Linked DNA regions of Mus musculus: regions 1, 3, 4 and 5 are each linked to region 2. Evidence: chromatin loops called from intact Hi-C (ENCODE). Cell type or tissue: heart. All regions are shown on one strand. Each heading gives the region's core, and the rest is flanking DNA. Links, peaks and the distances in the headings are about the cores only. Region 1 overlaps Gmppa (GDP-mannose pyrophosphorylase A). Region 2 has its middle 15 kb from the start of Des. Region 3 overlaps Speg (SPEG complex locus). Region 4 has its middle 51 kb from the start of Slc4a3. Region 5 overlaps Speg (SPEG complex locus).

Evidence for each region. Hi-C counts contacts between places; a loop is a spot of excess contacts. Peaks named below come from ENCODE experiments on the same cell type or tissue, not always from the same donor. Only the 100,000 strongest peaks of a DNase experiment are listed, where the experiment ranks them.
Region 1: a loop joins it to region 2, with 2.7 times the contacts of the local background. A loop is called at or near these places in 5 of 42 quality-filtered maps.
Region 3: a loop joins it to region 2, with 2.2 times the contacts of the local background. A loop is called at or near these places in 3 of 42 quality-filtered maps.
Region 4: a loop joins it to region 2, with 4 times the contacts of the local background. A loop is called at or near these places in 10 of 42 quality-filtered maps.
Region 5: it touches region 2 in a loop (1.8-fold over the local background); 7 of 42 quality-filtered maps call a loop at or near these places.

The regions. Positions count from the first base shown.
Region 1 is chr1:75,442,632-75,448,824 of GRCm38, forward strand. Gmppa (GDP-mannose pyrophosphorylase A) reads left to right here. Exons shown (of 13, transcript NM_001357170.1): 13 at 270-548. The coding sequence ends at 370. Among named protein-coding and RNA genes, the nearest start is that of Asic4, 4.8 kb to the right of the region's middle. In heart, for the core only: a CTCF peak has its summit at 3,273; DNase peaks (open chromatin) are centred at 3,270 and 5,240; H3K4me3 peaks cover 3,500 bases; H3K27ac peaks cover 4,633 bases; H3K27me3 peaks cover 4,052 bases.
Region 2 is chr1:75,341,964-75,348,156 of GRCm38, forward strand. No RefSeq gene overlaps it. Among named protein-coding and RNA genes, the nearest start is that of Des, 15 kb to the right of the region's middle. In heart, for the core only: a CTCF peak has its summit at 3,254 (motif pointing right); DNase peaks (open chromatin) are centred at 1,078, 2,518, 2,878 and 3,208; H3K4me3 peaks cover 1,522 bases; H3K27ac peaks cover 3,906 bases.
Region 3 is chr1:75,411,136-75,417,328 of GRCm38, forward strand. Speg (SPEG complex locus) reads left to right here. Exons shown (of 41, transcript NM_007463.4): 17 at 1-67; 18 at 151-326; 19 at 3,181-3,293; 20 at 3,865-4,033; 21 at 4,185-4,281; 22 at 4,407-4,607; 23 at 5,908-5,965. Among named protein-coding and RNA genes, the nearest start is that of Gmppa, 22 kb to the right of the region's middle. In heart, for the core only: a CTCF peak has its summit at 2,825; no DNase peak of the experiment used is centred there; H3K27ac peaks cover 1,565 bases.
Region 4 is chr1:75,594,743-75,600,935 of GRCm38, forward strand. No RefSeq gene overlaps it. Among named protein-coding and RNA genes, the nearest start is that of Slc4a3, 51 kb to the left of the region's middle. In heart, for the core only: CTCF peaks have their summits at 2,358 (motif pointing left) and 3,097 (motif pointing left); DNase peaks (open chromatin) are centred at 1,389 and 2,339; H3K27me3 peaks cover 1,057 bases.
Region 5 is chr1:75,395,331-75,401,523 of GRCm38, forward strand. It overlaps Speg (SPEG complex locus), which reads left to right. Exons shown (of 41, transcript NM_007463.4): 7 at 5,725-5,900; 8 at 6,133-6,193. Among named protein-coding and RNA genes, the nearest start is that of Speg, 23 kb to the left of the region's middle. In heart, for the core only: a CTCF peak has its summit at 3,551 (motif pointing right); DNase peaks (open chromatin) are centred at 3,611, 4,721 and 5,031; H3K4me3 peaks cover 1,805 bases; H3K27ac peaks cover 2,618 bases.

The DNA of each region.
Region 1 (6,193 bases), core at 827-5,826, 100 kb after region 2:
GGGGGGCGGGTTGAGGGTTAGCAAGCTCCACAGGTGAAGGCTGGAGTCTGCAGGGGACGTTTGTTCTTGTGTGCATTGTGCGTGTGTGTGCATGAGTGTGTGTATGTATTCCTTAAGCAAACATTTACCAAGATCCTGCCATGTACCCAGCCTGAGGGAATCACTGGGGGATGAGGCTGGAGCACAGATGGGCAGGCCTGGCCATGGCCCCAGCTCCCTGCCTCATCACCTCTCTCGACCTGTTCCTGGTGCCCTCATCCACGCTCCAGGCTGCCGTGTTCGGATCCCTGCCGAGGTGCTCATCTTGAACTCAATTGTTCTACCACATAAGGAGCTAAGTCGAAGCTTCACCAACCAAATCATCCTGTGAGGATGCTGCCAAAAGGCCCCCAGGACTCCCGCCCACACTCCTTTGGGCTGCTGCCTGCCTGGCTAGCTCTGTCCAGATAGGACCTGAGGAAGCCACCTTGTAGGGAGCCTTGTGTGTGGCCAGGGACACCTGGCTTCCCTCCCTACTGCCAAATAAACCCCTATGAACCTTGGAGCCAGCTTGGACTCCTACTTGCGCCTGGACTTGGGGGGGGGGGGAGTGGAGGCACAAGAGGGGCAGCTGAGTCAGGCCCCCCCACATTAGCATTTAAATTGGAGTCGTTGCTGCTGGCTCATGAATAATGAATTCGGAGTCTTGGTAAATCTCCCCCTCCCACTGCCTCAGCCTTCTGCACTAGCTGCTTTAGAGGAAGGCCCTCCAGGCTCCCTGGCCCCCACGACCTTCACCCTGCTCGCTGGCCTGCCTCCCCGGGCCTGGCTTTCCAGAATGCTGAAAGCTGAAGGATTTCAGTGGGCACCCTTGCTGGGAGGCTGGGACGCAGGCTGAACACCCAGCAGCCTGCTCTCCTCAGCTCCATGCCAAGACCCAGCCCTGGCCTGTTTAACGCTCTGCCAGCCCCATCTGCTCCCAGGCTGGCTTCGGGGAGTTGGGGGCTTTGCCCCTACCCAGGGGTCTTCCAGGATCTACCCCCCACTTCTCCGGCAGAGGTCTGATTTCAAAGAGGCCCCTTTACCCCTTGGCAGTCTGATACATTTTGGCAGATCATAGCCCTGCTCTCCACACATCCCCATGTTTGCCCATGACCCCAGTGTGCCCCTCTTGGCACCCCCCTTTCCACAGCTGTGGGTGCTGAGTTTAGTTGCCAGATGAGCTGGTAATGATCGTAATCTGCTAATTGAGAGGAATCTAATTACCCGAAGAGAATAGGGGGGCAGGGTTTGGGTGGGAGACAGGAGGGGGTCCTGGCAGCCAGCTTGGGTGGCAGGCAGCAGGGTGTCGGGACCTTGTTGTTAACCCCAGGGTCTGGGACCAAGCTCAGGATTTCATAGCTTTCCGGGCAGGCAGTTAGAAAGATACATGGGGACTGGACCACAGCTGACCTGGGGACTGCCCTAGAGATGACCTCCCATGCCATGAGGGCTGGCTGAGAGCTGGGGGTGGGGGGTGGGGGTGGGGAGATGGCCCAAGGTCTTAGCAATCCTAAACTATAATCGGCATCACCACAGCCCCTTTCCCTGGTTTCTTCCCAGCCTGCCTCCAGCACAGACCTGTCACGTCTGCAACCATCAGCAGAGATGCAAACCTATTCAGCCTGGGGTCACCTCCCTAAGGAAGGGGCTAGGAGAGGGTTGGACCACAAGGCCAAGCTCTGTGTTCCTTTCCTTTCCTCCCCCTACCCTGACCCTTCTGTTCCAAGTGGTTGGCAGAGGCCATGGCAGCTCCATCATAAATATGATAATTTAATTATTTTCTCAGCAAAACACCGTGAAATCCAATAAGTCTGTGTCAGGCCCTGGCCCCCGGGACCCCCCTCCTAGACCCAGTGGGGGTGGAGACATGATGGCAAGAGTCTCTGAAGGGGGAAAGGGTCAGTGAAGGTGGTATGGAGGAGGAAAGCTGAGACCTTCAAAACATTGCCCAGGCTGAGGGAGTCGCAGGTGCACCGTGTCTTAAGGGTGAGGGGGTAATGCCCTCACTCCTTCCGACCACTCTTCTGCACTGGGAGAAGCCAAAGCCCCATCTGTCTGTCTAAGGGAGGAGCTCACAGCCCATGATGTGGGAGCCACTCTGCCTCCAGAGAGGTAGCAGGGAGCCCCCTTATCTGCTACTCTGGGGATGTGCACCCAACCTTCATTAGCCTCATGGAGATATAGGTGTAGGAGGGTACTGGTTCAGGGGTGGGTTTGAGAAGGGAGAAGCCAGAAGGAACTGGGGTGGAAGTGGGGTGGCAGTGAGCAGGGGGAGGGATGCGGGGGAGGGGTGTGCTCCCAGCCATTAGTGCTTTTTTTTTCCTCCCAGTTTCCATAAAAAGATTATTCTGTAAAATCAGCGAAGGGGAGCGAGCTGGGGGCCGGGGAGGGGGGGTTGGGTCCCTGGCATCAAGCTGGATGGGGTGACAGGGGAGGAGAGCTGAGGACAGGGACTGAGTATGGAGAAAAATTTGGATGGGCTTCAGGAGCAATCGAGATAGAGAGCCAAGAATGCTGGCTAGTGTTGGGGAGGGACTGGTCAGAGTGGGGTTGTGTGGGGGGAGCAGTGCCCTCTCTCACTCATGTCCTGCTGGGGTTGCCCAGGTCCCAATCCTACCTCCATCTTAGTCCCTCCCCCTGGCATTTAGCAGCCATTATGGGGGAGCAGATTGCAGCCTCCTCCCCCTCTCTGGGAAGCAGGCACAGCTGGGGCCCGCCACATCTGCCGCATCAGCACGGAACACAGCTGGGTGTGCCCAGAGCCATGCTCCCCAAAACACAAAGGGGGTGGGAACCAAGGAGAGCCCAGACCCCTGAGATAGACACACTGACACCTCTGCCAACAGACACTCCTCAAAGGGAAGCAACACCCACCAACACACGCTCCCTGTGTGCAGAGACTGAGAACTGGCAAACACGCAATTACCCAGCCCCGCCTGCCACCTCCGCTCCCCTCCCGCACCCCCCTCTTCTTTCCTCTCTTCCCACTAAGGCTGCCTTCTGTCACCAAGCCATCTCTGAACTGTCCTAGGCTAGATTTAGGGGAGCAAGGGGTTTCATTGGCACCAAGAACACCTTCTGGTAGGTCAAGGGATGGTAAGGGACGCCTTGGGAGCCCACCCTGGGTAGCAACTTACTCTTTTCCAAGACTGTACCCCTCCCCATAAGGAGGCCTACCCCTAGTCAGGTGGGGTGTCTACCCCAGTGGACTGAGCATCAGTGACCTATTCCTTTGACGCGCCTGTGTTCCACTGACCGCCGCGAGGAGGCGCTGTGTGCCCTCGGTATCTCCAGATCCGTTCTGAGCGGCTCCTGGGGCCAGCCTCTGCCAACCCTATTATTCGGCAGTCCTCTATCCTCCCCAGTTCATCGCTTGGCTTAGTTTTGCCACCCCAGGCATGTGTGGGGTGTAGACAGAAAAGTCCTCCTTCCCAGAACGAATGATCAAGAGTTTTCTTCTTTCTCCTCTCCTAGTTAATAGCCCCTGATTAAACCTGCCTCCTCAAAGCTCTCCTTTCTCTGCTCGTCTCTGCGGCCGGGTGTCTTGCCCTCAACCCTCTCCTCCCTGCCCCCTCCCATCATCCCACTCGGCAACAACCCCCCACCCCCCCATGCCCCTCGGAGCTTTAATCCCTCCTGCTGCCGTGCTGCCTTATCTGCTCCCAGCAGCTTTCGCTGCTGCAAAGCCCTCTCCCCCTCCTTCTCGGGATCTTCTCTCCCTCCTTCCTGCTCTCTCTGCTCTCTGACCAGCGCCACCTCCTGCCTAGCCTCTCTGTCACTCAGACCCCCATCTCAGGGCTCCCTGTCTGACACCAGGGATGAGTGCCTAGAGGCCCTTTGCCCTCTCTCTGGCATCTGCTTAGGGTCTGTGGGGTGCCTACCTACTCCCACCCTCCCTCTTCTACCTCAGCCCTCTCCACTGACCCCTCAAACTTGTCTGTTTCTAGCCAGTCAGGATGTATCTTTCTTCCTGTCCTCCCTTTCCACATCCCCTCCCTAGTTCCTCCAGGATTTCCCTAAGCTTGAATCCCACCCTCTTCATTCTTGGTGACCAATGACCTCCGCTTGAGAATACCCAAATAGGAATAGATGCCTGACAGAGGAGTGGATGCTTCCCTGGGATAGCCCCGGGAGGGCCCTGTCGGGGTGCAGAGAGTACCGGTGACAGTGGGGGCAGGGCCTGGCGGTGGGATGCTAACCCTCTTCAGTTGCCTCAGATCACGTCCGGTCCTTCCCATCCCCCCTTGGCCGGGACTCTCATTAACCGCTTCTCCTGCCTCGTCCGTGGCATAAATAACCCAGATAAATCAGCCGCCGTCCGCCCCCCGCCCCTCGGCCCCCGCACAGCCCGTTTGTCACTGCTGCTCGCTCGCCAGCCAGGCCTGGCCAGGCCAGGCACACCCCTCCATCCCTGTCCCTTCCTGCTCACGTCTGCCCCACGCTAGCTTCCCACCCCCTGGTCAGCACCAGGTCCAGAATTCTGAGCTGGGGTGGGTCAAGGAAGTGGCCCTTGGGATCTGGAGACTGGGGACTGGATCTATAGAATGCTCCTTAGGAGTTCAAAGGTTGTATAGTTTATGAAGATAGCCAGCCAGCCAGGGGAGTCAGGAGCCCCCACAGGACAGGAAAGAACAGAAAAGGCTTCCTTTGTGGGGAGTGGGGGGAGTCCCTGGGCTGTGAAGAGGCTCCCTGGGAAACCTCTCAGGTTCTGCCCAGGGAGTCTCGGGTCTCCCTTTGGAGTCATTTTGCTCAAGTAAAACTTCCAAGCATCCTCCCAATACCTCTGACTAACCCATCCTGCCCACCCTGTTGACTCCACCCCTTTCCCAGTTTGCCTAGCCCAATGTACTCTGACCTTTACCTCTCTCAATAACCTTCTCTTTCCCAGTTTCCGGAAGCCTAACTCAAATCCCAGGGTGGGGAGAACTGGGCTATGAACAAATCTGGGAAATGGGGATAACTGGAGGGCAGAGCAGTCTGAGTGGGGGCTCACATTCTGCCTGAATGGTAGCCCCTCCCCACACTCCAAACTCCGTATTCCCTAGCCGCCCCTCCCACTAGCTTACAGCTAGCTCAGGTCCTAACCAGCTTCCCTCAGCCCTGCTTCCCACCCCTACCCCTGCTCCACCCCTAAGGGGGCAAGCTGGTCCCTAGGGAATGGGTGAGAGAAACGGAAAGGCTGAGGGAGCTTGGGCGCAGGGCTGGGGTGGGGGTGGGGAAGAAACTGGGCCGGGCCCCAGGGACCAGCTGGGCAATGAGCCGGGGAAGCAGCCGGGAGGCTAAATGAGGGAGATTATCACCCAACTGCAGCCGGGCAGAGAAGGAGGCAGGCAGGGAAGCAGGGAGAAGGGGGGGAGAGGGGACAGGGCCAGAGGCAAAGGGGGTATGGAGGGATAGAAAGGGGGCCAGAAGGGGCTGGGGGTGGGGAGAGAGTGAGTGGAAACCGCCAAGAGATGGGCTGGAAGGATGGGGGTCCCCACTGAGAATAGCCTGATTCCAGGAGGTCTGGGAGACTGGATGGTAGGGACTTGCGGACAATTAGAGACAGCTGGCCACCGGGCAATGGTGGGAATCTGCATGTAACAAGCTGCTGCTTCATTCCAGTGCCCTGGAGTTCCCCCACAGACCCCACCCCACCCCCCAGCCCGGTATGGAATTACCACCCAACGTCTTTCCTTTTAGAGGTGGAAGACTCCCTGCTGACCTGAAGTTGGGGGGCAGGGGGAGGTATCACGATGGAGGTCAGCATGCTGTGGAGACAGCTTGACCCTGAGCGCTCAGCCGATAGCGCGGAATTCAGACAGGATATCAGGGCAGTGGTGGATGCTGGGGGAGACTAGGGGGCAGCTCCCACTTTCTTGGCAGAGTCCCAGACCGAAGTAACCTTAAAAAAGCAATTAAATCACCCTTTTTTTAAAACCCAGTAAAGAAAAATCAATATTGGGAGAAAAGGGAAGAAAGAAAAGGAGGGATGGTGGGTATGTGGTGCAGGGGGTGGGGGTGGGGGGGACTTTGGAAAGGTCTGGAAGTCGACGGGGATGCGGGGGGGGGGGGCGGGAAGAGTATGGAGGACTACTGCCAGGGTACCAAGTAGAGAGGGGGCTAGCTGTCTGTGGTCACTTGGACCTTTCCATAGGAACTCAGCGCCTGCTTCCAGTGCCAAGTCAACTTC
Region 2 (6,193 bases), core at 396-5,395:
TAAATTGATCTTTTTTAACCCCCAGCACTTAGAGCACGAGGCTGGGTACATATCCAGTGTTCAATACATATTGATGAATGGATAAATGGAGGAAGGAAAGACGGCCTGGGTGAGCGGAGGATAGATCCGTCAAGCCATAGATTCAGACTCTTGGATTCAGGCTAACCTCGTCCTGGACTAGATTTTTGGGACGACGGCAGCAGGAGGGTGTTTCCACAGACCAAGTCCCACAGTGTCTGGGTCACAGAGGAATGGTGCTCTGCTCATAGCCTTCTACCCGCTGAAGAACCAACCGGCCTCCATTTTAGGCTTAAAAGCCATCTTACAGTAAAGACAAAGTAGGTTCATTCCTGTTCATGGTAACACCTCCAGACTCTCAAGAGCTAGGCTGTGCCCCACCTGCAACCTTAACTACAAAAGGTTCTGCACTGCCTGTTCCAGGAACGGCAGTCATGTCTTCCTTTCAAAAGTTAATAACCATCTTACAACCCTGTCTTTGTTTCAAACGGGTTGTTCTGGCTCCCTTCTTAGGACTATCTGCTGTTCCGACCTCCTTGCAATCGTGTCTTTGTTACAAGAGGTTGTTATGACTAACTAGGTGTGCTTGTGTGCTGCCTATTTTGTCTCAGATCCCCCATTTGAAAACTCCCTACCCCTGAGCTATAAAAACCTTGCCTCCCTCACATCCAAACTGACCTCAAATCCTGCCTCAGTGGGAGGAAACCCATGTACCCATTTAAAAGTTTGCTTTGATTAATTGCCCGCTTTAATTAATTTGGCCCTGGTGATTTGGCTCAGTGGTCTTTCTCCTCCCGTCTTTGGCATTAACACAATCTATTTCAGTGGGACTCTGGACTCTGAGACAATGTGTCTAGATTAGCCTCCATTGCTAAACCTTGCTTCTCTAGACATCTCTGATATTCTTCAGTTCTCTTTTTAGAAATCCCTAAGGTCGCCTTAAAAGGAAGGGTAACGTGAAGAATTCCAGGAGGATTGGATGAGCCTGGCGTGGGTGTGGGTAGTTTAATGAATTTCTGAACCAGTTAGGGGAGTCCCAAAGCCTACAGGAAGCCTGCCGTTCCCCATGATGACCACTGGAGGGCATCTGGACCATGGAATACCAGAGCTCCACCTCCCACATCTTGGGAAAACTGATTCAATTCAACAAACGTTTCAAAATCGTTACAATAATAATAGCTCCCGTGTGTTGAATATCCAATTCAGTGCTGAATAAATATATACATACACTTTGTTTAATATTCACTACAATTGTGAATTGCTTAAGGAAAAACCGGGGCATGAGGAAATGCATGCTTTTTTTTTTTTTTTTTTTTTTTTTTTAACCTAGGGCCAGTTAGCTAAAAAACAAAACAACAACAAATTAACCTTTGGTAGAAATGACTTGAACCCCAGTCTTCAAGCACCAACAGTAAACAAAATAAGCAAGTAAGTAAGTAAATAAATAAATACAAGGAAGCTGGGACAGGGGGTCTCTGGATAGAGAAGAAGGATAGAGGAAGGGATGCCACACAGACATTGCATTCCAGAACATTCTGCGATCAGAAGATGGATGGCTGACAGTTTTGTACGTTTTGTACGGTAACGTTGTTGTTTCCTCCAGAAATGATGTTATTAAATAAGTGAAGTGTCTCACAATCCATGGTATCTTAACACAGAAGAAAGTCTCGGAGCTTCAAGGCAGGAAATGGTGTTCTCACTGGACACTTTTTTAAAATGTCTCAGAAGAATCCAGACTATGATGAACATGTTGCTGTTGCTGCTGCTGTTTGGGGGTTCAGGGGATGTCGGCCCTGACCTTGTGGATGCTAGTCCAGTTCTCTCACACCAAGTTCTATCTCCAGCCCTTCCATTAGTGTCTAAATAACACTTGTCATGTATCCAGAATTGTCCGGGGCATGAAGTCTCTTAGCTTCTCCTCATGGCTCTAAGCTAAGGGTCTAAATTATGATCTCCACCCATTTCCTGGAGATCCCAGAGAGGGTGGCGACACACTCAAGGTCACACAGGAGGAAGAGGAGCTCAGGTGAGTGCCTGGGTGTACTGGTTCCAGTCTGCACTCCAAGAAGGGAAGAGCCGAATGGTCAGGCTTGCAGTGCAAAGGGAGAGGAGAGGCCCACGGTAGAAAAGAACTCTGAGTAAAGATGCCCCAGGCAGAGAGAGAGCCCATTCCAACAGGCTCCCCTTGGCCCTGCCTGTGGAGGCCAATGGTAGCTAGCTGAACCCTACATAGCCAGAGTTCTCAGGGCTTCTCTGGAGTGGGAAGAAGAGAGGTTTAACTGGAGGTACAGGATTGGAAGTGGGGTTCCTTCAGTCTAGCTAAGAGTTGAGTCCTCCCTGGCCAGGACCCTCTCCAGTGACAGGCCATTTGGGAAGTGCAGCCTGTGCTCAGGAAATGGCCGGATTGGATTTCAGGGAAGATTAAAGAAGCTAAATCTGGCCGGGGCTGGGGGGAGGTGCCAGGAGAAAGAATTGCAAAGGGCCAGCAACTGGGAGGCCCAGAGGAGCGGGCCAGAGACCTCAGGGTGGGGGTGGGGATCCCAAGTCAGGCCGGAAACCCTTTTGACCCGAGTAAGGCTGGAATGCTGGGTCACCCAGTAGAGACGATCTACTTAGTTGGAGTTGGAGTAGGATGGGCTAGATACCCAGTTGAAAAGAGATGCTGAGCCAAGCTGAGAAGGGACAGAAATTAGGATGCTGACCCCGTACAAAGTTTTTGTGCCGGGAGCCCCAAGACCCAGACACTGTATTGTTCTGTTGATGGTATGGAGCTGTGAAGAAAAGACTTGGGGAGCAACTCGAGTCCCCTCCCCCACTGGGCCCTCCTCTCCTTGCAGCCCCTCCCCTATCTTGAGTGGCAGCAGCGGCTGTGGCCGCTCCCAGTCCCAAGAGTAGGAGCTCAGAGCTTCTATTCCGGTACCCAGCATGGGAGGGTGGAGGAGGGCTAACTTATCCGAGGCAAGATGAGTAGGGGGGTCTGAAGGACTCTGGGACTTGTGTGGGTACAGCTTCTGGCAGCAGAAACACTTGTGCCGCTGCTGGGATGTTCGTGGGAAAAGAGCCTCTTGGGGGTCATCTCTTGCCCCGGGGGAGTTGGGGTGCTGAGGTGATGGGAATCCCCAGCAGCTGGCAATCGGCCTCAGAGTCTCTTTCCAACTTCGAGGCTTTAAGATCTAGCCTGGCTCCAGCCCTTAGTCTTCAGGCAGCCTACCTAGAAGGGATGTGTGGATGAGGCCGGTTGGGGGCAGTCTGTGGCCAGGGTGCAACCAAGGGGAGTGTGAGGCTTTAGCGTGTGGGTGTGGGTGTCCATCTCTTTTGCCCTACAGCTAGGAAACCTCTACCCCCACATCCTCCACCTCCACACACATCCTGAGGCCTCAGCTTCCAACTGGAGGGCGGTGGGGTTGGAGAGAGAAGCCTGTCCCGAACAACCTCACTCCGAATGTGGGACTTTCTCCCATGGAAATCCCCTTATAGGGCTGAGTTAAAGAGAAAGACCTAGGCTGGTGCTGCCAACTCTGTCTGTTGTATGGCCCACACAGAGAAAAGAGCAGACCTTCTAGGGCCACTAGGAAGGGCCAAATCCAGGTGGGTTTGGTTTTGATGTGGTCGCACGGTGGTGGGTTTTGTTTTATTTTGCTGTGCAACCCTGGGGAACTTACCACTCCCCTCTTCAAGCTCCGCCCATCTGCTCTGTAAAAGGAAGATGGAAGCCGATGCTTCGCAAGGTCGTCAGGAGGCAGCGATCCACAGTACCATGCCTAGTACAGAGCTACAGTTCCTGAGTGGCAGCGAGGGTCTTACCAGAGGCAGTATAGGCTGTGGGAGGAAGAGCGGGAGACCTGGAGTCAGGAGGCTGTGGCTATGGATCTTGGCCTTGTGCCTGCTAGACGCAAGATTTAGAGCCAGACCCTGTAGTGGAGAGGCGGGACAACGTGGTAATGGCTGGCCCTTACTGAGAGCTTACGGCTATGGGTCATTTAGTTTGTGGTCTCCTTTTCTCTTATTCTTTCACAGATGGGGAAACAGGCCCAGAAGTACTGGGGGTTGAACCTGGGACCCTAAGTGTGTTAGTGCTCTACCACGGAGCTAAAGCCCCAGTGTTAACATTCCTTTTAGGCTCCGCCCCACAGTTACCTGGCAATAGCCAGGTATGCCTGACTCAGTATAAAAGGGGCTGCTTGCCTCTTCCTCACTCTCTTCCCCTCTTCCTCCCTCTCTGTCCCTTTTCTTTCCATTCCCCTCCCCCTCTCTCTGTGTTCATGGCCGGCCTCTCCTATTCCCCACCATTTCCTTTCTCTGTCTCTACTTCCTCCTCAACTCTCCTCCCCATAACCTACGTAAATTCTATTCCATACTATATCCAGCGTGTGGCTGGTACCTCAGGGGGAAAAGATGTTTCAGCATGGACCAGCAGAGGCACCCTCTTACCCCACACCATACTGCACCTCTATCAAACATATCCCTGGTTCCTTTTCTTGTTTATAAAACACAGCACCCAGCCCTTCACTGTCATAGCTCAGGCTGGTCTCCAGTTCACAGTGTATAGCCCAGGCTGACCTGGAATCTAATCCTCTTACCTACACTGCATGTATTACATGTAGCTTTCATTGGCTCCTACGTTCTTTTCTTCCTTCCTTCCTTCCTTTTGTCTTGTTTTTTTTGAGACAGGGTTTCTCTGAGTAGCCCTAGTTATCCTGGAACTCAGTCTACAGACCAGGCTGGCCTCAAAATCAGAGATCTGCCTGCCTCTGCTTCCCAGATGCTGGGATTAAAGTTGTATGCCATCACTGCTCAGCTTACTTTCTTTTTTAAATTACATTTTTAAAATTTATTTTGTGTGCATGCGTATGGATGCGCATGGGCCCTGGCTAATGTGTGGGCTTTGTCAGAAGACAATGTGTAGGAATTTCCTCTTTCAGTCGTGTGGATCCCAAGGACTGAGCTCAGGTTATCAGGTCTGGCAACAGTCACCTCTACTTGCAGAGCCATTTGGCTAGTTCAGCTGAGGCTCGTGGAGAACAGACTTCCTCAAGAGGGATCGACCCAGGGTCTGAATCCAGGCAGGGCCTATCTGCTCTTCCCCAATTCTTTCTTTTGCTCAGGCTCTATAGAGTCCAGTAGAACTTGAGCCATTGTGTAACTATTTCTCAGTGGGTCTAAGAGGATGGGGGAGTAAAGAGTTAGAACAAGCACGGATTGATGTGCAGGCTGAGAGGCTACATGGCAAGACCCTGTCTGGTGTTCTCTGGAGTTTCAGTTTCGGTGTGTACCTGAATGGTTCAGAGAATAAGTACCCCTCCCCCTAGCAAGCATGGTTTAGGCTGTGTTGTGTGATGTGATCTAAAGTGTCAGAGAAGGCCCCAGAGTCTGAGGGGACCCTTAAGATGACCATGACTCTGGGCTGTGCGAAGAAGAGCAGTGTGATCCTATACAGCTATAAATAGCAGCTTGTGCATAGTGGCCCTGTGAGGTCATTGCCAGCCGCTCGGGCCCTGTTTAAAGCACCCAGAGCCTCAGAGGAAATTTGGAAAGGGCCCAGAACAGCAGGAATATGACCAAACTAGAGGAGTTGGAACCAAAAGGGCCGATGAGGAAAGATGAAAGGAATGGAGATGAATCAGGGAGAGGCAAGTGCTGAGTGATGACCCAGGATCACCGCCACTGGTCTGTCTCTACATGAAGGGAGAGGCAAGCAGAGCTCACCTTCTAGCAGAGTACTAAGAACTGGCTCTGAGGGTGGCTGATGGGCCTGCCCTGTCCAAGCCTGTTGAGCCCTCCTCTCTGCAGCCCACAAAGCCTGATGCCATGCCTGGTGTGGTGATGCACGCTTTTGATCCCTCACGACACAGAAGCAAGCAAATCTTTGTGAATTTGAAGCCAGTCTGATTTGTGGAGGGAGTTCCAGGCCAGTCAGGGTTACACAGTGAGATCCTATCTGAGATCAATACAGTAAGAAAAAGCCAAACTACGATCAAACAAACAACAAAAGCTCTTCCAAGGTTGGTCAAAGAGTGGGACCTCTTTTTCTCCTTGGGGTGGCAGCCTTGACAGCTCTGCCTCATCTGTCCCTTGGGCAAGCTCAGGACTGCACAGGACTCACGATACCCAGAGAAGTACAGAGGTTTCCCCTGTAGTCTGCTGGAACTGGGGACTAGGAGACGTGTGGTAGGGA
Region 3 (6,193 bases), core at 687-5,686, 69 kb after region 2:
TAGAGGGCCAGCCTGCCTGTGTCACCGTCACTTTTAACCATGTGGAGGCCCAGGTTGTCTGGAGGAGGTATGAGTCCTTGCTTCCCATTGGCCCCTATTTGGGATCATCCAGCCCCAACCTGACAAGACCACTCCTCATATCTTCCTTAGCTGCCGGGGAGCCCTCCTCGAGGCGCGCACAGGTGTGTATGAACTGAGTCAGCCAGATGACGACCAGTATTGTCTGCGGATCTGCCGGGTGAGCCGACGAGACCTGGGACCCCTTACTTGCAGTGCCCGAAACCGCCACGGCACAAAGGCCTGCTCGGTCACCCTGGAGCTGGCAGGTAAGTGACAACTTCTTCATCCCTTTGAGTCATGTTGCATGCCAGAGATTCAATCCCATGTCCACCCACTCAGGCCTGTCCTTCTAGTAGCAATGCCAGTATTAGTGATAATAGCAGCAATAATGTCAATTATATTGATCATGCATGGTGACATGTTCTATAACTGCATTCGGGGAGCTGAGGCAAGATGATTGTGAGTTTGAGCCAACCTGGGCTACAAGTGAAGAAGATCTAGTTGAGACAGGGTTTCTCTGTGTAGTTCTGGCTGTCCTGGAACTCTCTTTGTAGAGCCTGGCCTCAAACTCTCAGAGATCTTCCTGTTTCTTCCTCCCAAGTGCTGGGATTAAAGGTGTGAGCCACCACTGCCCAGGTTACTGTAGAGTAAGTTACATTCCAGCACAAGGTCTTAGGTCAAATCCCTAGCGCTCGCGCGCGCACACACACACACCTATATATACAACGTTGTGTACAATGTTAACGTCTCATAAGTACCAGGATCACTGTGACATCATTTTTTTCTTTAAAGATTTATTTATTGTTATATGTAAGTACACTGTAGCTGTCTTCAGACACACCAGAAAAGGGCGTCAGACCTCATTACGAATGGTTGTGAGCCACCATGTGGTTGCTGGGATTTGAACTCAGTACCTTCAGAAGAGCAGTCAGTGCTCTTACCCGTTGAGCCATCTCTCCAGCCCCCACGTACCTTATTTAATGCCTCAACCTCGTGAGATGGGGCTCGTTACCATTCCCATTTTGCAGATGAGGAAACACTATCAAAGTGTTAAGTAACCTGGCCCAAGATCACAGGCTCTAAGTTCAGGAGCTAGGTTCAAGTCCCCATGCCAGACAACAAAGCTCTGAGCACTATTAGTTTGTATGCTAAAATCAGTAAGGAAACAGTGTCTCAGCAAAAAACAGCAGGGAAGGAGAAGCTAATTAAAAAGCAAATGCTCAGGCTGGAGCGATGGCTTAGTGGCTAAGAGCACTGACTGCTGTTTTGAAGGTCCCGAGTTCAAATCCCAGCAACCACATGGTGGCTCACAAACATCTGTAATGGGATCCTATGCCCTCTTCTGGTGTGTCTGAAGACAGTGTACCCATATACATTTAAAAAAAAAAAAAAAAAAAAAAAAGCAAATGCCCTTAAGCACAGCCTTTCGCCTGCGCCCAGCTCCGAAGCCACTTTGACTTCACCACTGTCACCTTAAGCATGTGGAGGTCCAGAACCAAAGTTCCCCCTTTTGGGAGGGGGGAATTTCTCCTTTAAAGTCAGAGCTTCTGGGGCTATAGCATGCATTAAGTGGCCACTGCTTTGTGTTTTGGGTCCCTAATTAAGTCCAGCATCTGTATCTACCTGGACTGAACAGTGTTACCTGCTTAGTGGATACAATTCCAGCCAAAAGCAAACAAAGTGACATTTTAGTTAGCACAGACAATCTATGAGCAAATGGACGTTTTCTGTTGCTTTAAAAAAAAAATCATTGAAACTCACTTAAAAACCTCCAGAGTTTTGACCTTGACAAATTGCTTCCCCCCTCAGTCAACAGGGGACCAAGAGTTCCTAGAGAGGAGGAGCAGCCACAGGGGGCCATGTGGAGGAGCTGGGGCCCTCCTGGCTCTGTGCTGATGGGGTTTCCAGTTCAGGGCTTTTTCTCTGGTCCAGTTCCTGCCCTGCATTTCCGACTCAGTCACCACTCTGTCCCCACACTGGAGTATCTGCTAGACTTGTCCACACTTTCAGGGGTAGCCAAGTTTGGGGCTTGAAGGGGCCTAGCAGCCCTGCATCCTAGCCTGGCATGGATGGTGATGGAGAGAGACTATCTTAACCACCCAGAGCCAAAAGGGATCCGGGTCTTATAGCAGATACCGTGTTCTGCAATGCCCTGCTTCACCACGAGCCAGGCAGGGTAGGTAGAAAGGCAGCCCCTTCTCTTGACTGCCACATAACAAACAGCCTCTGCCCCAGCCCCGCAATAGCCTCTATATAAAGCCAGGCAGGTCCCTACGGTGGTGGCAATCTATACCCAGCTGCTCTATTTTTTCCCTTCGGGGCTTGATTACTTTAATTCCTCTGGGGTCCTCGAGATGCACTCAGAACACAGGGCTTGGGATTTACAGTCTTCACAAGGCACACTGCAAAGTGTGCTTAACTCTACCACGAGAACTGCAGACTGCTTTGCAGGGGATGATTGGCTGTGTGGTTTGCGGGAGAAGTAAGCGGAGACTTCCCTCCGAGACTGTCTGGTTAATATTTGGGCGGTGCTTTTTTTTCTTTGGGCTTGCCACCTCCCAGAAGGCAGAAGGCTTTCTAGACAATTTAAATAAGAATCAGAGAGAGAGAGAGAGAGAGAGAGAGAGAGAGAGAGAGAGAGAGAGAAGGCTGTGCCCTTCAGGAGCTGAATTCTAGGTCACAGCCCCAGCTTCCTCCTGCGGGGGGCCAAGTACAGGCACTCTGAGGCCAGCAGGTGGGGTGTTGAGAAGAGCAGTCACCCATAGGGGGCAGCTCTGAGCCACACTGCACCTGCCTCATGGTTACTGCAGAAAAGAGGGGCTGAAGAGTCAGACTAGAGAGATAGGACATGCAGGCTTCTTTTGTGTATGAAAATGTCTTAATTTCAAAGCCATCACACGAATCCTAAGGGTCGCACAAAGCCACCTGTACCAGTGACCAGTACCTTGTTAGGATTTACAGTGAGAGCCAAGCCAGGAACTCTGGTGTCCTCAGGCGAGGGGGGAGCTGGAAAGGAAGGGCTGGTGTTCTCACCATCCAGTTGCTGATAAGGACAGGACTTGAGGAGGCAGGCCCCTGTGGTGACGACATCTGGTCCTCTCCCGTCCCTGTTTGTTGCAGAGGCACCTCGGTTTGAGTCTATCATGGAAGATGTGGAGGTGGGGCCTGGAGAAACCGCTCGCTTTGCTGTGGTAGTTGAGGGGAAACCACTGCCAGACATCATGTGGTACAAGGTCAGTGGGTAATGCAGGCTGCAGTAGCCTGGGAGCTGGGGGTTTGTGGAGTCCTAGAAGGCCCCCAGGGGCATAGTTACAAGGAGGAGGAAGAGGAGGAGGAGGAGAAGGAGGAGGTTGGATTCTTGGGGATAACTGAAGGGTTAGGGATCTTGTTTGGTTGGTTGGGTTGGGTTGGGTTGGGTTGGGTTGGGTTGGGTTGGGTTGGGTTTTTGGTTTTTCCAAGACAGAGCTTCTCTGTATAGCCCTGGCTGTCCTAGAACTTGCTCTGTAGACTAGGCTGGACTCAAACTCAGAGATCTACCTGCCTCTACATCCCAAGTGAGTGCTAGGATTAAAGGTGTGTGCCACCGCTGATGGGCACAGGTTAGGGGTTATTAACAAGAGATAACGGAGAACCTGATGCTGGTCCTGGGGTCAGAGGGACTGAGTAAAGGCAGCAGTGGGGCTTGATAGGCAGGGTCCTGGCCTTCAGGTCCAGATGAAAGAGGCTGTCTGGGTGTGGAGGAATAGCTAGGTCCAGGTGTCAGTAAAGCCAGATTCAGGCTGCAGGTGACACCCTTCTCTGCAGGATGAGGTGCTGCTGGCCGAGAGCAACCATGTGAGCTTCGTGTATGAGGAGAACGAGTGTTCCCTAGTGCTGCTCAGCGCAGGAAGCCAGGATGGAGGCGTCTATACCTGTACCGCCCGGAACCTGGCAGGCGAAGTCTCCTGCAAGGCGGAGCTGTCTGTGCTTTCAGGTGGGCTCGTGTTCTGGGGAGAAGAGACAGGCAGTATCCTGCCCGGTTCCCGAATTCTGTCCTTTGCCTTTTGGATCTGTCCCACATTGCCCTTCTCCGTCCTTGTCCCTTTCTTGTCCTCCCAACATGGGGACATCTCTCTCCTCCCCAGCTCAGACAGCCATGGAGGTCGAGGGGGTCGGAGAGGATGAGGAACACCGAGGAAGAAGACTTAGCGACTACTACGACATCCACCAAGAGATTGGCAGGTGTGGGGCGAGGAAGAGCTGCCTTTGAGGACCAAGAGGGGGCTGCTGGGTCTGAGGGCCAGGAAGGATGGAGGGTCAGCGTTGTTGTAACAGCAGTGTCTTGTCACCTTCCCTGTGTCATCCAGGGGTGCCTTCTCCTACCTGCGGCGTGTAGTGGAGAGGAGCTCTGGCCTGGAGTTTGCAGCCAAGTTCATCCCTAGCCAGGCTAAGCCTAAAGCATCAGCAAGACGCGAGGCGCGCTTGCTGGCCCGGCTCCAGCATGGCTGTGTGCTCTACTTCCACGAAGCCTTTGAGAGGCGCAGGGGACTTGTCATAGTCACGGAGCTGTATCCTGGGACGAGATGGGGGTGAAAGACTGTTCTTTGTAAAGGCAAATTTGGAACATGTTTTACCCTTTGCAAAGGGCTCCTTTGAGCTAGGGCCATAACTGGGGTGGGGCTCTAGCTCACTTAGCACGCTCAGAGCCCTGCGTTCAGTTTACAGCACTGCATAAAACTGCGTGTGGAGACCCACGGCTCTGATCCCAGGACTGGGGAGGGAGAGCTGAAGCTTAACATCATACTTGTTTCATAGCCTAATCCAGGCTATGCCAAATCCTTTTTAAAAGGTAGACCTTTTGAATGTTAGAGTGAAAAGCCTCTCTAGATCTTTGGTCTCAAAGAATAACAACAATAACAACAAACGTAAGTTCATTCCAGGCATGGTAGCATACGACTTTAATTGCAGTTGTCAGGAGATAGTGACAAGTGGATCTCCGTGAGTTCAAGACCAGCCTAGTCTACAGAGAGAGTTCTTAGACAGGTAGGGACTAGATAAGAAACCCTGTCTTTTAAAAAAGGCTTAAGTTTATACAACATTTAGTGTGTTCCCGGCAATGCTGCACGGGTTTTATAATTACTCAATACTCAGTCCTCGTGTATATCTTCCTGGTAGAACTTCATCCTTGTTTTATGGCTGATGAAAGAGGCATAAAGAGGTTAACTAGTATAGTGTAAGGTCCTGCATCTAGCAAACACCGTAGTCCATCACAGGATGCAGTGTACTGTATCTGCACATCTGACAGGACCCTGCTCCAGACGAGACCCCAGACCTGCTTTACTTACCAGGACTCTTTTTTATAAAGCCACACCCTTCTCTTGTATAAAACCTTTGGCTCAACAAGGCACGTTGAGCTAGCAATGCTGACGGCTGGCTTGACCCTCCTGGAGCAGGGTGACTCTGACCTGCACACCAGCCTCACAGTCTGCCCTGTCCAAGTCCAGACCACAGCAAAATGACAATTTCACTATGAAGACCTCTGGGTTACTCTCAAATATTGCCAGAAGGCTCCCTGTGTAGTCAATAAGATTCTACTATAATTTGAGGTGTGTAAAATGCTTCATAAGTCAGGAGAGGATCTGTCGCCTTCACTTCACTCCCCGAATAGGTAAGGGACTTGCCTGAGAGTTCAAGTTCAAGCAGGTCTCCTATCTATGTAATCTGCTGCCAGGAAAGTGGAACCCAGTGTCTGACCCTTCTGATCGTGGGGAACCAGGGCCCTAGGAGCTCTGAGCATGGGCTGGATGCAGCTCTGGGGTGGAGCAGGGCAGTTGGTACCTAACCCTTACTCCTTGACTTATGACACAGCTGCACAGAAGAGCTTCTAGAGCGCATGGCCAGGAAGCCCACCGTGTGTGAGTCTGAGGTGAGGGCAGTGGGTGGAAGGGGCAAGGTCGTGAACCACCTTTCACCTGTGCGAACTCTAAGAACAATGGGTGGGACTTATACACACCATTTGTGCCCACAAGGAAGCCAGGGTTGGTGGTGGGGAGCAACATCAGATGGCACAATTCCCCACTCCACAAGACAAGACTTGTACTGTCCTCTGTAAACAACAGCAGACACATTCTGGCCCCTAACTCCATTGCTTCCC
Region 4 (6,193 bases), core at 610-5,609, 250 kb after region 2:
GGGGATAGTAAGAGAGCTTGCTCAAACTAATTCTGAATTCCCACAATCGCTTGCCTCCGAGGCGCCCAATAGACACTCCTGCCAGCGAGCCTTCCCTGGTCACCTGAGACCTGAAATAAAAATGGTTTAACCCTTCGTGATGGTTAGACAGGGCATGTACCCGGATCTTTCCACTCCATCAGAGTGAATTTCAAATGGAAGATCTCAGGGATCAAAAGAAAGGCACAGGTTTAATTATCTCGCAGCGGCCACACCCACTCAGCCTGCCTAGTGTGTCCCCGCCTGGTCGGGAGAGCGAGGCACATCGACTGGGTACATAGCACACGGAGAGGAGACAGGGGTGGGGGTGGAGTTGGTTTGGTGAGCTGCTGTGACCAAGGCCTTGGGGGATCAGGGAGGGCAATGATTCCTAAGCTGACCTGAGAGCCATTGTCATTCACATTTGCTGTGGCTATTGCAAGGTAGTAATGGCTAAGTGATGTTGTTTATCTTTTTTATTTTTGTACTGCTGGGCATGAACCAAGGGCCTCACATAGGGCGGGCAAACACTTTACCTCCGGATTGCATCCTTAGTCTAGAGATGCCATTTAAACTAAAGTCACGACTTCTAAATAGAACTCTGGGGCCAGTGAGATGGCTCAGGAGGTAAGTAAAGAAGCTTGCTGCCAAGCCTCGCAGCTAGAGTTCCATGCCTGGGTCCCGGAAGGTGTGAGGAGAGAACCAATTTCTGCAAGCTGTTATCTGACACTAACATGTGTTGTGTACCGTGATATCCCCATGCCCACCACACAATTTAAAAAAAAAAACAAACAAACAAGAAAAAAAAGAAAATCATTTTTATTTTATCAGTGTCTGTGTATGTGAGTCTGATCCCCTGGAGGCGGAGTTACAGGCATCTTCGAGCTTCCTGATACAGGCGCTGGGAACCACCCTCAGGTCCTTGCCAAGGGCAGTGTGTGCTCTCAACTGCTGTGTCATCTCTTTAGCCCTAATTTTTTTTTTTAAAGCAGAACTCTGCTCATGGGTTTTAGGAAAACTTCTGTTGCCCTGATAAAAGAGGAGAAGCAGCTGGCTCTGCACTCCTTTCCTCTACCCGGAAAGAAAATGCGATGCCGGCGGGTGTGGCAGCCATATTGCAACCGTGAGGCCGGAGAGCAGGATCAAGGGAGGCATCTGCTGGGAGTGTAGATGTTTCTGCTCACAGCATCTTGAACTGTGACCAACTGCCTGCACTGGGTGAGGTGAACGATGTTCACAACAAGAAGCATAAAGTGGATGTGATCCTGATAGGTTGGTGACAAGGGACAAAAGCAGCTTAGGGCCCATGGCCAGCCATTCCTCAAGGCTTAAGAGAGCTGTGGAGTCCCTCACTTGTAGCACAGCCTGGGACCCCAGCAGTCACCCTGCCCTGGGCTCATACTCCTGGGACTTCTGGTGTTCAATGGGCAAAGTGCCAAGGGTATCCGTCTTCTGGACAAATATGAGAGGCCAGCCTGCCAGGGATGCTCCTTTCTAACTAAAGGAGTCACATTTCTGAGCAGAGATGGGAGCAAGGCTCCAGGTTGTTTCTGGCGGGTGCCCTGCCTCCACATTACACCCCAAAACATTCTACAGTTATTTTGAGAATTACATGTGCAAAGGGGAGGTGGGGAGAGACTGGGTCAGTTAAGGCTATCTGGGGACTGTCCAGCACAGACGTGCCTTTGACAAAGACTACTGAAAAGACACCATGAACGTCATCGTTGCGCCTCCAATGATAGCCGGAAGCTGCCTGCCTTGGGATTTCTGATCATGGAGAAAAAGAAACACCTATTTACCTAAGTGACCACAGGTTACTGGTTTTTTTTTTCCCCCTGTACCTTGCATTTCAATGCTGTCCTTATGGAAACAAGGCACATTTCTACATGTCCTGGGGGAGATGGGTGCTCCAGGGGAGGGGTCTGGGGAAGTGTCTTGTGCTCAGGGGTAGGGTGAGAGGGTGGAGGTATGGCATTTACACTGGGACATGGAGAGATCCGAATTATGTAGGGGGGGGGGCGGAGAAGGGGAAGGGAGCTTCCCAGGTGATGTAAGGTGACTGACCGTGTGAGTCAAGGGGAGGCAAGGGACGGGTGAGCCGCTTTCTGGTTTAAGTGACTCCAGACACTCAGGGTTTCTCGTTGTCTTGAGTGTGTGCACAGGCTAGGATTTTAACCACCCCCCGCCACTCCCAGTCTTAATTTGGAAATGGGTTTAAAGTCCCATTTTTGGGATTCCCCACATATGACCTATGGAGCTATTTGTATGCTGCTGTTTGGGACACTTGCCCTGGCTTCACACAGTGCTCTGCACTCAACCTCTGGCTCCAGGGCCCCCTGGTGCTGGCTGGGTGTCTCTGTCTCTCCTGTCTCTTGGCTCCTGGTTTAAACAGGGCATTTGCCCAGATTCCTTGGCCACTGTCATCTGTGCTGCAACTCCTGCTATTTCCTCAGGGTGACAGGGGCACCTCAGGGTGACAGGGGCACCTCAGGGTGACAGGGGCACCGTCTTTGAGTGGACCAAGCCCCTCCTGAGTTTGCTGGTGGCAAGGCAAGAACATTTCTGCTGTTCTTTTGTTGTTGTTGTTTTTGTTTTTTCGAGACAGGGTTTCTCTGTGTAGTCCTGGCTGTCCTGGAACTTACTTTGTAGACCAGGCTGGCCTCGAACTCAGAAATCTGCCTGTCTCTGCCTCCCAAGTGCTGGGATTAAAGGAGTGTGCCATCACGCCGGGGTTTCCGCTGTCCTTTTAAATCTCTGATTTCATTCTTTTCAGAGGAATGGGTGAACCTCTGAATATTGATTGATTGATTGATTGATTGATTCAGTGAGATTTACCGGCGTATAGGATACATTCCCTACCCTCTCCCAAATTATGTTACAGATGCAACATAGACTTTTACATTCTATTTTATACACATTTATGTTACATAATGCTATACATGCACATGCTATATGTCATATAGTACACACACACACACAGCATGTTTCATTATACAATATGCAATTGCTTACTACAGTTTTTCTGTAACTTTAACTTTGGTTGAAAAAGGGAAAAGAGTGGGATATGCTGCCCCCTAGTGGCAGAGTGTTGTAACACACTTCTCAGGAAAACTAAGTTTTATACCAACTTCACAAAACCTTTATGAGAGACCAAGTTGATAAATACAGGATTTGGATAATCCCTCTCATATGACATATGTACATATTTTAAAATGTATTTATAGCATTCTCCACATTATAGAGGCTGAGATAATTTTTTCTAGCTCTGTGGTTTTCTTTTTCAGGACGACGAGCTGTTGGTATATTGAAATGAAGTATTTTAATAACAAACAATTTTTAATTAAAAACGATTTTGATAGTAAACAATAGAATGTACTATGCCTGCAACACTTCCCATGCAGCTTATGTTTCTTCCCAAAAGACTTTGTAGAAAACTGGTATGTGTCCTGGTACCCAGAGTGTTTCAAGTGTGCTGATGGAGGAGATGGGCACAGCCAGACAGTGGGGGCCACAGTCTCTCTCTCTCTCTCTCTCTCTCTCTCTCTCTCTCTCTCTCTCTCTCTCTCTCTCTCTCTCTCTCTCTCTCTCTCCCCCTCCCTCCCTCCCTTACCTGGGCATCCTAAAAAGTCTCACTTCTATCTCCCTGCCCAGCCATTGGTCACCAACTTTATTTACCGATCAAACCAACTGGGGGTAGGTAGGGTCCCTCAGCATCTTATGCGCAGAAGCGTGGATTCCTGTGTAATTTTGGGGGCCAAATTAATATAAGCCCAAATTCACAACACACTGGGTCACAGGGAGTCAAGATACGTATTTTGACTGTGAACCAAGTTCATATCTTGTGAGGTTCTCAGAAAGTTTGGGGGTTTTAACTGGCTAAGGAGGAAAGCTAAGCTTAAAGGTTACACAAGGTTAACCTTAGGCATGCTTCTTTGTTATGTTAATATTGGAGATGAACTATCTCTAGGTAAAGAGAATATCCTATTATAGAGGCAGCATTCATTGCTGTATGAGCTTTGCAGAAATCCTTGATTCTCTGCTGCCGATAGACTTCAGCTAGATTCCGGAGCTAGGGTCGCTTTTTCTTTCTTTGCCCCCCTCCTCATTTCATGTGATGGCAAACACAGCAATCCAGGGTCTCTGGAGCCTGAACAGCCTTCCTGTATTCATCACATGTATGGTTCTGACTGGGCTAACCCCAGGTTGCCAAGGGACCTGTCCAGGGGTCCACACGGAAGGTATAGGTGGTCCTAGTTGATCTGAGGTGATCCTTTTTGCTAGCGCCAAGGCTTCTGTTGGTGTTTTTACCCGCATACCCTAGAACACTACCTTGCACCCACAGGGACCCAGGCTGGGACCCTGCAAGAGGCTTGAAAGTCTCAATAGTGGCAGCTCAGACGCTGGACATGGGGTCAGCATACTTTGTTCTGAAACTTGTCAAGGGCTTTGTCTTTGCTGAAAGTATTAAACTCACATTACACTAGAGCAAATCTAGGTAAGTTTATTTTATTTTATCTTTTGTTTCTTTTGAGACAGGGTTTCTCTGTCTAACCCTGGCTGTCCCAAAACTTACTCCATAGACCAGGCTGGCTTCAAACTCAGAGACCTTTCTGCCTCTGCCTCCTGAGTCCCGGGATTAAAGGTGTGCACCACCACCTTCTGGCTAGCTTATTTATTTTAGTTAATAAACTTTAAAAATGTTTTAGTTGTGGGTTGTGTGTTGTGGGTTATGATGTATGATAGTCAGTTCTGTCTGTTTGGTCAAAAGCAGCCATACATTACAAAAATGAATATGGCCCTTCCAATCAAACTTCATAAGCAACTGGGCGGTGATGGTGCACGCCTTTAATCCCAACACTCGGGAGGCAGAGGCAGGTGGATTTCTGAGTTCGAGGTCAGCCTGGTCTACAGAGTGAGTTCCAGGACAGCCAGGGCTACACAGAGAAACCCTGTCTCGGAAAACCAAACACCAAGCAAGCAAGCAAGCAAGCAAGCAAGCAAGCAAGCAAGCAAGCAAGCAAGCAAGCAAACACCTTCATAAGTACTCAATACATATAATGAAGAATTCTTTCTTAGTCATGCTGAAACAGAAGACTCATTCTTACCTTGCTCTTGGTACATAAATAAACCACAGGTTGGAGCTTGCTATCAACACCACAAGCCTTTCCCTAAGCCTGCCAGTGTGTATCTCTCAGACCCTAGGTCACTTCCAAGCTGCAGAATCAGTTAACAAGTTCAGGAAGTTTGTCATGTTACAGTAGCCCTGCCTGACTCTGTGGAGGTGCCTTAGAAATAGAGATGTCTCTGCCTGGGGTAGAAGCTACCCAAATATAAAAGATCTAATCCAGTTGGACAGGCCAATCGCCTGGCTAAGGGACCACCTCTCAGGGAGATGGGGCTACCTGTAGGAAGACAGATATACTTTAAGCCATGATAAAGGGCCAGGAGAAAGAATTATCCCTTTGATGCGATAGAGAACATTTTCTTCCTGCCCCCTAAGGGCAGTTTCTTAGAGAACCACAGGCATATAGCTCTTAACTTTGCTGACTCACCTGGAAAAGCCTCCTTTTTTCCTGTTCTCCTCTCTTTTCTAAGTTTGCTTCCCTGACACCTTGGCCGTGACGCTCCCTTCCCTATCACAGAGCTGCTTATCTTTTGACCTCCCTCCATGCTGGTTTAACTCCAGCAGACTTACACTTTCTTCTCCATTTTCCTCCTCCAGGAAGCTACCTGCATTTACATCTTTCTCGTCCTGGGGCTACTAAAGTTGTCTTTGAGCTTCGGTTTGAGTCGGATTTTAAATGCGTTTACTGATGAGACTGGTTTCCTTGGTGTCATGCTACCCTGGGTCCTCTAAACAGGACCATTGGAAAGGTAACCCAACTACCACATCCAGTGACCCCATCCAACACAGGGAACCTGATCATTTCCCCAATTTTGTAAGTGGCAGTAAAGGTTACCTCTCCTGAGACGGGAGTGACCAGGACAGTGGGGAGGAGAGGCCATTGCTGTAAGGAGAGGGGCTCAACTCGTGGCCTTGCCCATAAACCAGAAATGTCGTCTTCATTCCTAGCCTGGCTGTCAGCCAGAAATACAAAAAAGGTTTTTGGGCTCTGATCCCTGTTTTGTCTCCTAAATGGTTTTGGGGTTACTTCTTCAGTGGGTGGGAGAGATG
Region 5 (6,193 bases), core at 467-5,466, 53 kb after region 2:
ATTTGGGGAGGAGTCTCTGTCTCCTCTCCTGATTCTCCATCTCTGTCCTGTGTTGCCCTAGTCCTGTTTCCTGATGCTCTTGGGTCCTTTCCACTGTAAACTCTGACAGGAGGCAGAGGAGGGAGGCTCAGAGTGCTTCATCATCCATCCCATTGCCTGCTTGCCTCACGTGTTTGATTGAACAGAGCCATGGCCTTGCACTATGCCTTAAAACTGTCCTCATTTCCTTTTCCTTTTTGTCCTCTCTCTCTCTCTCTCTCTCTCTCTCTCTCTCTCTCATTCTTCTTCCTCCTCTTCCTTCTTTTGGTCTATCATGTAAGCATCACCTTAATAAATGAGTGATGTACTCAGTAAGATTAGCGAGGTTCTAAGAGGATGGAGAATTGCCCTTCAAAATTTGGGCCAGGAGAGTGCATTCATCATGACTTATCTTAGTCTTATATTTAAGATTTCCATTATCTTGTTAGGAAAGAGACTATTTATTGGGCAATGTGAATGCAAAAGGTAAAGAAGAAAAATGTGCCACCAACCTCTACCCTCTTCTCTTGGCCTGGGTCCTAGGCCACCAAATGCATGGTTTCAGGTTCCTCCTTAGCAAAGACAGTGACCACTGAGAGAACACCACACAGCCCCTGTTATCCATTTCACTGGGATCTGGACATTTGAGAAAGCAGAGTACCATGGTCTTCTCAGCCAGACTCACCCCTCCCTCCCTGTCCCAACTGTCAGCATCAGGGGTATCTGTGGGCCGACTCCCTAAGGCTGCCACTTAGAATGGAGCTTATCTGTCACCCAGAAGAATTTAGTATGGATACAAACAGCTTACTTGACCCTGAACAATCCAACATAGTCATATGTGAGAAATTCAACACTTACCCGACTGGGTCAGGCTGACCAAATGAAATTCTCACCATCATTTCATACATTTAGAACTAAACTTGAAATATTCTCAGCAGTGTTTCTTCTTGCCCCAGGAAGTTCTGGGGAGATGGCCAAGCCAACACACTGAGACAAGTTCCACCTCCAAGCCCAGTCCTCCTTTCCTGTCACTTCCCTGGTGATCATAGTGGTAGCCATTTCAAAAAGGGCCTGGGAGGGGCCTACCAAGGCAGCACATATGGAGGGCAAAGGTAAATGCCTGGACACATGGAAGTGCTAGCTAATCCCCAGCCCATTCTCCCTTCCTCACAAACCATATAGGGCTCCCTTTGGCCTTCAGAGCAAAGGCCAGCCCTTCAGTGGGCCTCCACCTTCCAGACAAATAGAGCATAGGTCTTTCTGGGTGGTGGCAGGTATCAAGAGATTCCTGGTCTGACATGGTTCTCTCTCTCTCTCTCTCTCTCTCTCAGATATGGCTTCTGTGTGTAGCCCTGGCAGTCCTAGAACTCACACCATAGACCAGGCTAGCCTGGAACTCACAGAGTTCTGCCTGCCTCTGCCTCTCAAGTGCTGGGATTAAAGGTGTGTGACACCATGGCCCTGTTGCCCCTTTCTTAGTTTGTCACCCATGTCCATTCCTAAACAGTCTGCAGGCCTCTGAGCCTATACTTTCTACCTCACATAGTTTGTTTGCCTTAGTTTCTCTAAAGCAAGCTCTAATTTAAATACCACATCTTCCCTCATTCCCAGAGCCAAGAGTCACCTGTATGTATGACCCTTATTGGCTCCTCCCTGGCCACTCAGCCTCTGTCCTGCTCACCATTATATATTGTATATTAATATATGTTATATATTATAGTGTCTTTCTTATCAAGTCAAAGTCCCCTGACTACACAACTGTCTTTTCCACACCTTGGTCCTCGAAGCCATGCTTGGAGACACTGCTAGATGGATTGAGGGCTGTGTGGGCCACAGAACTTGGGGATGATTGGAGAGGAATAAGGGAAGCATTGTCCAGGGAGTTCAAGCCATGAGCACTCCCTGAGTAGCCTGTGGATGCTAAGGAGGACACACAGTAATAAGGCTGTGTCTGAGAGGGGAGGTTGAGATGGCAGCAGAAACCATAGGCCATAGAGATGTGGTTCCATGAGCCCTCAAAAGCACCAGCACACACACACACACACACACACACACACACACACACACACACACACACGAGAATGCAATAGATAACCTGGTGACCCAAACCTGTAATCCTAACTACTGTGGAGGCTGAGATCATAACTTGCCAGAGATACAGAGTCAGTTCAAGACCACCCTAGGCAACTAAAGAGATCTTGTTTCAGACTAAGAAAAAGAGGCCTAGCAAGGCCCTACATTCAATCCCCCAGAAACAAATGACTCAGACAGCCCAAGTCCAGACTGTAAATCAGAGACTACAGGGGACCATAGCCCAAAGAACTCTCTAGGTGATTCCTGTGCTCAGAAAACTTTGAAACCCAATCAACCAAGCTGGGCAGTGGTGTCACATGCTTTTAATCCCAGTACTCAGGAGGCAGAGGCAGGCAGATCTCTGAGTTCAAGTCCAGCCTGGTTTACTGATTGAGTCAAGGCTGCCCAGAGATACCCTGTCTCAAAAAACTAACAAGCAAAATACAAAAACAAAAACCAAAAATAACAAGAAGCCCAACCATATAAGAAGCATTTTGAAAAAAACAAATGTTTGAAATCGCTGGCATGGGGTTAAAGATCTAGCTCAAAGTGGGAAGCTGGCTGCTGTCATTGGAATCACAAGGGCTGTCGAACCAGACTTATGGATTTACAGCCCTGCTCTGAAGTTGAATGGCCAAGAGCTGTGAGATTCAGTGAAATCACCTCTTAGAGTTCCCATCCTCCCATGAAGATTTGCCTAGGTCTCAAAACTTCCATGTGCCTAGGGATCTCTAGAGTGCTTTTGAAGAAAAAAATTACAGTGTTCGACTCCTCACTTTAGAAAATCAATTCTGTAGGCTGGATAAGGTCTAAGAATCTGTATTTCAAAACAAGCCCCAAGTGGTACCCGTGTGGGTGGTTCAAGCATCACGCACACAGTTCTGGTGTAGATGGCCTTGGGTGATGCTATCCGTGTGCTAGAAACTGGGTGTCTGTCGTGAAGAGACTACAGACAGCTGGGATGTCAGGCTTGACTGGATATACTGGCCTGGGGGAAATTCCTGCTTGTGGGCTGTCTAATGCCAGTTCTTATTGAATGATACTGGCCTGAAAGAACTGTCCAAAGGGCAGCTAGATGAATAGAGTCAGCTCATGGAGAGCTGGGTCAAATGTAATGAAGTGGTCCTTTAATGGGAAGGTTTGGGATCAAAAGAACACTGCCCTTGCTGGTGTTATCTCCCACAGTGAAATCTGGGTTTGTAGATGGATCAGGCTTGGGATGTTACAAAAAAATGGCTACAAAGTTGCTTTAGCCCATGCGGTCTGCAGGGCTTGGGATTCTACAGCTTGGTGGTGTACTTTGGGGTTATGGCTGGAACAGAGGCCACTTCTTTTTCTCAGAGAGGCATTCCATTGGAGCTTGAGCCTGCAGCCTGACAAGCAATCTCGCCAAGACTCTTGACCTAGGCTTGCTGCTGATTGGCTGGCTAGCACCTAGGTTCTATTTCCCTGCTGGCCACCAGGGGTCTCTGAAGCAAACATAGACCTTTGGCAATTCGAGTTAAATGTTTGCCCCGCCCTCCTTTCCTTAGCCTGGGAGCTTGCCTCAGCACTGTCCAGCCTGGAGGTGACCCTGGAGCCAGGAATCTAAACTCTGTAGAGGGAAAGGAGTCCCCTCTTCCAAGGGCTGTGCCTATGACCTCAGTATCAGCTGGTGGCCACGCCCCCGGCCACAAATGCCATTCGGATTTCTCTCTCCTCCCCAACCTTGAGACTGCCAGCCTGAAAGTGGGCTGTCCTCTTGGCCCCCACACTTCTTCATCACTGGCAGTGCTGGGGAACACAGGTCATAGCTTGGGAATGTGGCCCTGGGTGGAGAGAGGGGATCAAGGAGGGAGAGAGATTTGTGGCCTCTGCTCAACACCTCTGCTTCTATTATTCTTCCTGAGCCCCTTCCCTACCCACTGGGTGCAAACGGAAGCTGGGGAGGAGCGACCATTGGGGAGGAGCGGCCCACACTTCCCTAGCTTTGAGCCCTGGTGGGCTGAGGGGTGAGGGGCAGTTTGCCAGCAGAAATTCAGTAGAACCCATGGTTGAGCAGGGTGCAGGCCTGTGTCCTGAAGTACCTGCTCTCCTGAACTTGTCTAGGGCAGGACCTGGGAGTCTGCAGCCATGGGCTCAGTTTCCTTAGGTTGGCAGGGGACAAATCTGGAAAGGAGGGTCAAGCCCTGACAGTTCTTTGGTTCTCTGTGTCTGAAAAAGCTGGTTGTGGCCTATTTGGGGGTTTAAGGCTGGCTAGTTATGTATTCCTAGGTCAGGATTCTTCTTGGTTTGGGCAAAGCATGGCGCTTGCTGTGCTGTATGGGTCAACACTTCTGGCCCAGGCAAGGATATTAAATGCCGCAGTGCAGTGCCACCCCTTAGACCCCTCTGAGGACCGGGGTCCCCACACCTGTAGTCTAGGCGCTACTGATGGGTTCAGCTCTTGTCAGTGTCCCAAGCTGTAAGGAGAGGAAAGGCAGACAGCTAGCTGCTTGGAATGATCAGAGTCTAAATTCAGCTGGTCTGGGCTCCGCCCCTCCCCCGTTCCTATTCCACCACTCCAGGGGCTGCTCTCTGTGGTCTCAGCAGGCACCACCTTCCCAGCCAGCGCCTGCCTGCTGCCCAGCCTCTTGCTGGCCACCCCCACCTCCTCCTTCCCCCGCTCCTAGGCTCACTTCCCCTCCCCCCAGGGCTGGCTCAGTGCGGGGCCTCAGCTGGGTCAGCGAGTGAGTGGGGCTGGCCAGGCTGATCGCCTGTTCCCTGGGGAGCTAAGGCCAGTGGGCAGTGGGCAAGAGGGCCTGGTGCCAGGGCAGAGACTTAAGGAAGGTGCAGGCCGGGGTTCGTGTGCAAAGCCTCAGGGTGAGTTGGGGTGCAGTACTGCTGGGGGCTTGGGGTTGGAGAACCAGGAGGAGGGGCCAGGGGGCTGTGGCAGATTCATGTCTGTATTTGGCAGTCGGATAAGCGCCAGCTCAGCGAAGCTGGGCCCCTGGCCAGTTGTAGGGGAGAGCTTCAGGGCCCTGGGGACACCCCTCCCCCAAGGCAGACTCAGGTGTCCCCTTCCTCTTTTCCTAGGCTGAACCACTCTTTTCTATGGATGATCTAACTCTGCTTTTCCATTGCCTGAGAATCTGGGGTTCATGCTGTAGGGTGGGGCCAACAGGTGCCCCTGGGGAAGCTGAGAAGGGAGAGGGGGATGGGCTGCCTAGACACTGACGCCTCATTGGCTCGGGACAGAGGTCAGGATGGGGCTTGCATGAGGTGTATGCTGCCCTTCCGTGCCAGGCCCAGCTCACCTAAGAAACCAGTGCTTCACCCTGCTGTGGTGGGGATCCCAGAGGTTCCTGCTACCTCTTTGGAGCTTCATGCTAGTAACATAGATTAACTGCTTGAGTAGAATTCAGGATTGCCTCTAAAGCCATCAGTGGCTCTTCTGCTGGCCACACCGTTTGCTCCAGGCTATTCTCTGTAGACTAACATGAGGATAGGCTTTGGCAGGCCTTGACAGAGGAGGAATCGGTCTCAGGGAGAGGAAGTGGTCATGGTCATGAGGAGATGAAGTCAGAGCTGGGCCTGCAGGAACTACTTCACCTTTGCAGTGTGCTCAGCTGGCTCTCTTCATCCTTTCCCTTGATCCTCTCATCTCTCTTCCAGGCGGCTCCACATCCCCTTTCAGCAGCCCCATCACCTCTGATGAGGAGTACCTGAGCCCCCCAGAGGAGTTCCCAGAGCCTGGGGAGACCTGGCCCCGAACCCCTACCATGAAGCTCAGTCCCAGCCAGGATCATGATTCCTCCGACTCTTCTTCCAAGGCACCCCCAACGTTCAAGGTCAGACCCCTAAGGCTGATATCCAGTCTTCTGTGGACACCATTCCTATGTGTACCTCTTATTCTTGAGGCTACTCTTAAGCATTACATGTAACAGAACCTTGCCCCGTTAACCCTTGTGACCTGGAGACAGCCACAGACTGGTGTGGAAGAGACCTCTGTCTCAGGTCCCCCAGTTCTCAGCAGCTGGAGCTATGCTCTGTCACCCCTGATGCTTTGGCATTCTCCTTCAGGTCTCACTCATGGACCAATCGGTGAGAGAAGGTCAAGATGTCATTATGAGCATCCGTGTGC